Linked DNA regions of Mus musculus: region 2 is linked to region 1. The links are chromatin loops, found by intact Hi-C in ENCODE. Cell type or tissue: gastrocnemius. All regions are shown on one strand. Links, peaks and the distances in the headings refer to the core of each region. The heading gives the core; the rest is flanking DNA.

Region 1 (4,390 bases), core at 106-4,105:
CCTAAGACTACCTTGCCTGTTAGGGCTGCCCCTGCCCAAATGCTGACTCTAAAGAGTCAGGTAAAAGCCTGTTCAAGTATTCCAAGGAGCCATTTAAAAAAAAGAACACAGCTCAAAAATACACAGTTAGGTATAGGGTCTTGGAAAGAACTTGTGTTAAGAAAAAGGGCCCACTGCAGAGGCAGTAGATTCATGAGAAGCTGACCTCTGCTGAACATGTTCCTATATGTTCAAGTGCCAATGACACATGCAAATTGTTTCCCAAGGGGCTTTTGAGCCTAGGGTTAATATGGAATGTGGTTGATGCCTGCTTTAGAGAAGTGAACTTTTCAAGGTTGGAGGGACTTGCTTGCCTCGAGTTTGGCAGTGGAGGAAGGACTATTGCCAGCACCCTGGAAGCTAAACTATGACCCAGTGAAGCACTTACATTTCCTTGGGCTTAATTTCTCCCAGTGTTAGAAACCTTCCATATAAATCTCTTACCTTAGGCACATTTCAAAAGCCAGTTTAGAGATAATTATTGAGATTTCATTACATTAAGAAGAAAATTTAAGCCCTGGGTTGGATACCCAGCACTGAAAACCATTAACTTAAATTCAGTGCTAGTATTCAAAAAATTAATGTTCTTTAAAACAGCAGTCAGGGATGGTGGCATATACCTCTAATCCCAGTATTCTACTGACTTTTAAGGAACACAATGAGTTCCACTCCAGCCTGGGCTCACAGTGAGTTCTAGGTCAACCTAGGCTACAGAAGGAGAATGCCTTGGGGGTGGGGGTGGGGGGCAAACCAAAAGCCATCGGGGGTGAGGACGCCTTCAAAATGTATTATTAATTTACATGTTTGCTTCACAAACAGGACGACAGCAGAAGGAAGAACGTTGAGTACCTTTTAAAAAAGGTTTTCTGAAATCCCATTTTCTTTTCTAGTTTGTTCTAAGACATGCAATAGGCAAATGTGGCCTTTTAAATAGATCGACTAACTCAACCAAAAGCTGAGAAAAGCAAAAAAAGACTCTGGGGCTAGGCTCTGGGGGGAAGTGACCAGGCTACCAAACTGTGACAATATCCTTCCTTCCCCTTCCCCAAAGGGCCTAGATTAAGACTTGTATCGAGCAAACAGACACACAGAAAAACACACACACACACTCAAACTTTAACCTGGGAGACATGAGGTGCTTCTTACAGGAGACTAAGACACACCATCTTTGATTTTGGCCTTTGAAAGGAGTATGCGCATAGAAACATATTGATCATTCCAAGACAGAGAAAACCCAGTCTGATTTCTGGCACACCTCGCCTTGTTCCTCCACCCCGCCCCAACTAATGCTTTTTACACACATGGTAAGTTTCCAAATACAAGCAAGCAAAGAAACTGCATAAAAAGGGCTTCCTGTGAACAAGAGGTACGAAGGTTCCATTAAGTCCCTCTTGGGTACGCTTTGGAAGACACAAATGTAAAGAGGGCGGGTCCCCCGTTCTTAAGGAAGCACTGCAAGAAATTGAATCGGACCCTGAACACTTCCCACGTCAAAGCCACCGAGAGGCAGAGGTGCGACCCGAGAAATCACTGGCACGGACTGTCGGCGCTGGGCTCCGGATGCGCACTCAGCCCTCTGAAAGGCTCGGACATTGCAGTACCACTAGACCCGGGTTTGTCCCGGCGTCGGAGGCGCGGCCGGGCCCCGCCCACGCACCAAAGCGGCTGCGCAGCGTGGCTACCCTATCTCCCACGTGACTGCCGTCATTGCCTCCGTGAAGCTCCGGCCGCCATCTTAACTCCTGGCCGGCCCGGGTCCCTCTCCCTCCTTCTCCCGGGCCGTGCGGCAGTGACAGGGTGCGGTTGGCCGCCCCGGCCCGTCCGGTCGGTGAAGCCCGTGTGATTCTGAGGGCGGGGCGAGGAGCCGGAGCTCACGGAGTCCACGGGGAGCACGCGAACCGGCGGGCCGCCCAGGTATTGGCACGGAGGGGGCGGGCCCCTGCGCTCTGCCCCGCCCCTTAGAGGCCAGCGCCGGGGCCCGCGGCCCTTGCCCGTTTCCAGTATGGCCGCCCGCCGTGCCTGACCCGCGGCCTCTCCGTTCCGGCTCTTCGTAGGCGATGCCGATGCCGAGACTGTGACTGACACTCTCGCTCCCACGCACGCACCGACCCAGACCCACGCCGGGAGCCCGAGCTCTGGGCCCACAACCGCTCTCTCCTCGGGCACCGCGGCCATAGCCCGGACCACGGCTCCCGCGCCGCTGCCGTCGCCTCGCGGAGAAGGGTCGCGCAGGACCTCGAGCTCGGCGGCCCCCGGCCCGCCAGGATGGGGAAGCGGGCGGGAGGAGCAGCCGCCGCCGCCGCCGCCGCCTCCACGTCCTCCGCGGCCGGGCTGGAGCCCGCGGCTGGCCGAGGCGGGGGTCCTCGGAGCGCAGCCGCGGGCCTCCTGGGAGCGCTGCACCTGGTGATGACCCTCGTGGTGGCCGCGGCGCGGGCCGAGAAGGAAGGTGGGTTGCCGGCGGCGGGCGGCGGGCGACAGGCGGCAGAGGGAGGCCCGCGACGGGCGCCGGCGCGAAGTTGCTGGGTCGAGCCCCGTCCCGAGCCGGCGACTCGGGGTTCGGCGAGCTGCCGCGTCGGCCGCGCGCCGCGGCTCTGCCGCTGCTCCGTGATTCCTTTCCCCTCACCGTGTCCCGGTCTTTCCCTCGTCTACTGTCAGTGCCCATAAAACTTCCCGAGCTCTCTTGTAGGTTCTTGCCACTTGGCCCGCTATGCGAGGAGGCACCCCGCTTTTAGGCTTCTTGGTGGCTCCTGCTAGGTCGATCGCGGGACGCTTTTCTTGTTTTCCCTTTGTCAGGTTTTAATTTGGGCATGCGGACCGAGCTCACTTTAAAATGCGGTGGTTAAAAAAGAAGAAAAAAAAAAAGCGAGACTGGTGGAAAGGCTTCAATACACGGCTTATAAAATTTCTATTTGCTGGGACATCTCTTTGAAGAGGCTCTTGTTTCCTTAGTATCCTTCTTCACTATCCCTTTGCGGTATGGAGGATCGTTTGTTATTAGCCCTAAATAGACTCTCATTTGCCTCTAGTAAGCTACTGGAAGCCGGTTTCCATTTCTGCTTTAATATCCTCACGTAATTCGGTGCCTTTCTCTTTGATGTGTGAGCCCTTAGAAACGAATGTCAAGTTCCCAGCTTGCACACCCTTCACCTGTAACTCACAATTGAAGCCGCACTCCAGTTTTAATAACTCCTCTAATATTGTAAGGTTGTAAAACTGGTACTTTGACAAGATCAGAAATTACTTTGCAGTCTTGAAGACTAATTTGGGGGTGGGGGTGTTCTGGACTACCTGTTTCTGAACGTGAGCCCAAGGAGAAGTGTGAGCAGTCACAGAACCTTCATGAATTAATTCACAGTGAATGCTGCTTTTTTTTTTCCCTAAGAAGAAAACTAGTTAGATTATTTTTGTTTTTCCTGTATAAAGTCGCTGTTACTGGCTAGCAGCTGTAAAGTAAACCAGATTAGCCTTAAAGTGCAACTCTGTGTCAGTTTATTATTTATTTTCCTTAGAAACATTATATTCTCTCACTTAACTCTATAAACAGAGTCAGCCTGGTTAACAGGCAAGCAGGGATTTGGCAGAGGCAAGATTATTTTAAACATTAAAAAATGCTGCTTTAAGATGGTCAGGCCTGGGATTGTCATAGTTCTTATTATTTATGATCCCCTGTTAGTTTAGTGTTGTTATGGGTGGCCATGGTAGCCAACATTTGCCCATGTGTGTTGAGTGAACCTTTTATAGTGTGATAATTGAATGGGCATGTGTACTTGTGTGCTTCACTGTGACCTAGAGGGGCGCTGGCTTTGCTTTGCTATTGATTGCCTTGTGTGGTATAGGCGCCTAGCTAGGTGCTTTTGAGTCTCACGAACTGGGAACTGAAGTAGTGATTGAATCTAAGTTTTCATTATCCTTCTAAAGTGTATTATTTTTCAATTGTCATTTTATACACTAATTTTGGGGGTACAGTTAAGTAAATAAAGTTATTGTTTGAAGACATTAGTCTAAAATATATTTGTGTATTTCCATTTGCATAATTTACGTGTCCATGCACCTCTCTAATATTCATAAATATATATAAGGGCTGAGCCTGTAGAATAGCTGCCAGCGTGTTAAGTATGAAAGGAAGTGATTGAATCAGCCACTGGGCCTGGCTGAATCAGACAGCTTTTGTGGTTATGCAGTATCAGGGGGAACAGTTTGTATGGACCAAATAGTTATTTAAGTAAGATATTAGGAGTAATTATATTAATATAGATCATATGACTTAGTCTCTCATAAGTAGGTCTGGTTTTAATCACACGTTCCAAAAACGTTCTCAATAAATGTTCTACTCTCAAAACATGCTGCTTCT
Region 2 (4,390 bases), core at 219-4,218, 180 kb before region 1:
TGTAAAGCAGGGATAGTAGATGGAATAGCACACTTAGTACATCTTAGGCTTGTGGATGGGGTTGTTGGGTTTTGCTCGGGTTTGATTTTTGTTTTTGAGACGAGGTCTTGCTAGGTAGCTAAGAGGGCTTCTACCTCATTATCCTCCTGCCTCAGCCTCCTGGGTGCCAGGATATGCATGTATTACAAAGCCAGGATCACCATATACTTCAGAGCAGTGAAAAGTACTAAGGACAAGAAGGGACATTAAGTAATGGTAGAAGGCTCAATCTACAAACACAGAAATTCTAAATATATGGACCTAACAATAGAGTCTTAAAAAAACACAAAGCAAAATGTTATAGATCTGAAAAAGAAAAAAAAAAGAGAGAGAGAAATGGCCAATTATGGTTATTTTCTCTAACACCCAGCACCGTGGTAACAACATTCTATAAATTTAACTGTGTTTTACTTAATTTTCCATAATTTCTACTAAGTTTTAAATTTTTTATGAAAAACAATTTACAATATCGAAAATAAATCTTGCCAAGTATGCCTTCGGCCATCACGGAGTCAAGATTAATAGCTGAAGACAACTTGAAAACCTCTCAATGGGCTGGAGAGATGGCTCAGCAGTTAAGAGTGCTGACTGCTCTTCTGAAGGTTGTGAGTTCAAATCCCAGCAATCACATGATGACTCACAACCATCCTTAATGAGGTCTGATGCCCTCTTCTGGGGTGTCTGAAGACAGCTACAGTGTACTTACATATAATAAATAAATCTTTAAGCCAGGTGTGGTGGCGCATGCCTTTAATCCCAGCACTCGGAAGGCAGAGGCAGGCGGATTTCTGAGTTCAAGGCCAGCCTGGTCTACAGAGTGAGTTCCAGGACAGCCAGGGCTACACAGAGAAACCCCGTCTCGAAAAACCAAATAAATATATAAATAAATAAATAAATAAATAAATCTTTTTTTTAAAAAGATAGACGCTGTGTGGTGGTGGCACACGCCTTTAATCCCAGCACTTGGGAGGTAGAGGCAGGCGGATTTCTGAGTTCGAGGCCAGCCTGGTCTACAGAGTAAGTTCCAGGACAGCCAGGGCTATACAGAGAAACCCTGTCTCAAAAAACAAACAAAAAAAAAAGAAAGAAAGAAAGAGAGAGAGAGAAAGAGAGAGAGAAAGAAAGAAAGAAAGAAAGAGAGAGAGAAAGAGAGAGAGAAAGAAAGAAAGAAAGAAAGAAAGAAAAGAAAGAGAAAACAACCTCCCAACACTTAGAAATCAATTAGCGGGTTTTTAATAATTTGTGGCTCAAAAAAAGAAAAAGGAAACAAGACATTTAAAACTTACTAGAAATTATGGGGAATTAAGTAAAACACATAAATCTGTAGACTGTGACTCCCACAGTGCTGGTGGGGAAATCTGTGCCATTGGTCGTTCATGCTGGAACCATGGAAACACCTCCAGAAGCCAGCTGTGCTACTAAATGAAGAACCTTCCCGAGGCAGAGTGATGCCCACTCGGAGCAAGTGTGAAGAAGGACACGGCACAAGAGCAGAGTTGGGGAAACTCAACAGAACAGCAAAACTGAAGACAGCGTGGCTCTGGAAAAAAAATAAGTCAGCATAGGTTGTGTGTGGCAATTCCTCAACACCTAGGAGGCTAGTGGGAGGCTGGATCAGAGCCAGCCTGGGCTACCCAGCAAGGGACTGTCTCAGAAGAAGCCAGGCATAGTGGCAAACACCCAAAATTCCAGCTACTGAAGAGATCGAGACCGGAAGACTTCAAGTTCAAGGCCAGCCTGGGCAACTTAGCAACACTAAGCTCAGACTGAAAGATTTAAAGAGCTAGGGATGAAGTCCAATAAGAACACTTGCCTGTCATGTTCAAGGCCCTGCTTCAACCCCCCAGTGCCCAAACCCAAAACAAACAAACAACAATAACAACCACCACAACAGCAAACCCAAACATCTGAAGAACATTCTGGAAAATGCCATCAGTGTTCTTCATTCTCGTCAAAGTGGCAGAAATCCAAAAAAGACCAAGAAGCTTCCGTCTGCCGGGGGAGACTGGGGAGATACAGCCGTTGGAAATGTCTTGATAGAACATCTGACAGGCTCGGAATGAAACCTACATTTCAGTTAATAAGTGAGCGCCAACGGGAGGCAAGCACAACCCACAATGTTTCCACCCAGTGAGACTGAATGTACAGCAAACTGTCAGCTAATAGCACAGCTCCTGCTACTGGTAGGATGTAAAAGGAAGAGAACGTTGATAAGGCTGGAACCTTAACAGGTTGAGTCTGACCTTGACGCTACATTCTAGGATAAGGTGGCCCGTTCCTTAAAGGCATTGTCTTCTTAACCAATACAGTTCCTTCTTTTCCCATTTTAAAGGCAATCCCCAAAGATCTTGGGGCCTCCCAGTGTCTGCCTGGGCCTGCTTTGATCAGTCAGGATTCAGGGAGCTCAGGTAATGTCTGGTATGACTGCAGGGCAAACCTAGGACTCTAGACAGCGAGCTATTTTAAGCAATTCTTTATAACAGCCCTGTCTCAGTTTTCGGTGTCTCAAATATCTGGAATGCAACATGGTTCTGGAGCACATTCAAAATTAAGGGAAGCTCAAGGTGAGAGAAAATTCAGGAAAAGAAAATCCTTCCCGATAGCCCATGTGACAAGAAACAACAGCTTTCCAGATCTCAATTCAGACCTGAGAAATTACTTCTCTCCCTGTATCGGTCTGCCCTCCTCTCCCCGAGCCCACTCTTCTCGCTCTCAGCCTTAAATGCTCAGACGGTCCTGTCTGTCTCCAAGAGTGCATTGCTTCTGAATGAAGGTCACTGTTAGGAACAGCTGCAGCGGCCCCTTTGGACCTTTCAAACAGTGATGGGAGAGTGTCAGATGGGACAGATCTGGACGCCCGCCTGGGTACCCAGAATATTATCTGTTGAGGTCTGTTTTCATCACGGAGTTGCAGTCAGAGCCCAGGACAGATTTGGAAAGAGAACCACCGCACCTGGTCCAAGGGTCACATACCCACAACTCCAACCAACCATGGAATGAAGACTCATGCATGTATGTGTGTTCATACACACACACACACACTCACACACACTATTGCCTCTGGGGCTGGGGAAATGGCTCAGTGAATAACGTCCTTGCTGTTGGAAATGATGAACACCTGAGTTTGGATGCCCGGGCCTCGTAACAGCTGGGTGCTGGGTACAATTTCGTGCATCTATAATCCCAGCACTCCTACGTCAAGATAGAAGCTCACAGGCTACCCTGCTGGATGCAAGCAGCAAAATAACCAAGAAACCTTGTCCAAAGCAAGGGTGATGATGAGGGCCAACACACGAGGTTGTTCTCTAGTGTCCACAGGAGCTCCCTGGCACACATGTGCCTGCACTCACGTGCACAGGTCTGCATATACACACATGTAACATACATAAATATAGACACACAAAACATCATGGCTGTTTGAACCTATACAGGCTTTCCCCCTTGTGTTTATTCCCTAAATGATACAATGAAGCACCTGTTATATGCACTGGGTATTGTGAATTGTACAGTGATGATTTTGGGTGCATGGGAAGTTTTGTGTGGGCTCTCTGCAAATTTCACAGCATTTTATGTTAGGGATTTGAGCATCTGCGGCTCTTATAGGATGCGGGGGAGGTCCTGGAATCAATCTCCCATGGATACCAAGGGATGGTGACTATAAATAGATGCTTGTCTAAACTTTAAGGTACTGAGATCGGATAAATGGGAGCAGTGTAGCCAAATAACTGTTCATGTATAGACACCGCCTGTCTTGGTGCCCAAGCCATTTCTCAGTAATTTCTATCCCGAGTAAACACAAAGGACATAGTTAGTTCTCACACACTAGTCCACCACAGCACACATTGTACCTTGATGCCTCTAATCCACGACTGAGCCTGTTTCAAATTATCTTCATTGACTTCAGCAAGTTTTTCCCGCCAAGCAATTGCCTGACCATCAAACGTCACAAAATTGAACTTACTCTTGTATCTGAGCTGTTCCTGTAAGAAGAGAAATTTCAGTTTGAGGCAATCTCTTAGATATCCATTTTTAGTTCTAGAAACTAGCGAAAAATTATGTTCAACTGAAAAAAAAAAAACAGGTTCTGCTGTAAAAGACATTTGAGTCAAATGATATAGTCTGGATGTTTGGCCTCTACTGATGTTATATATGAATGTGACATAAGTATGTGTAAGCAATGTCATAGGGGACATTAAATGCTAACTTTATTACCGATATTAATGCAGTGCTGAAGAAGCATGCCAAATGCTTAAAGAAAGAAAATTCCAAATGACATCGTTTTGTCACCACGTCTTGAGAAAGGCTATTATTTGGGCACAGATCTATTCACTTGCAGGTCATCAACCCATGT

The links. A loop is a pair of places that touch in the nucleus more often than their neighbours do. Peaks named below come from ENCODE experiments on the same cell type or tissue, not always from the same donor. Only the 100,000 strongest peaks of a DNase experiment are listed, where the experiment ranks them.
Region 2: it touches region 1 in a loop (2.5-fold over the local background); 1 of 42 quality-filtered maps calls a loop at or near these places.

Annotation. Positions count from the first base shown.
Region 1 is chr1:36,937,260-36,941,649 of GRCm38, reverse strand. Tmem131 (transmembrane protein 131) reads left to right here and starts at 2,123. Exons shown (of 41, transcript NM_018872.2): 1 at 2,123-2,485. The coding sequence starts at 2,305. In gastrocnemius, for the core only: no CTCF peak of the experiment used is centred there; DNase peaks (open chromatin) are centred at 1,710, 2,006 and 2,481; H3K4me3 peaks cover 3,163 bases; H3K27ac peaks cover 3,268 bases.
Region 2 is chr1:37,115,287-37,119,676 of GRCm38, reverse strand. It overlaps Vwa3b (von Willebrand factor A domain containing 3B), which reads right to left. Exons shown (of 28, transcript NM_001370828.1): 12 at 3,888-4,019. Among named protein-coding and RNA genes, the nearest start is that of Gm37020, 33 kb to the left of the region's middle. In gastrocnemius, for the core only: a CTCF peak has its summit at 2,215; a DNase peak (open chromatin) is centred at 1,678; H3K4me3 peaks cover 1,697 bases; H3K27ac peaks cover 2,791 bases.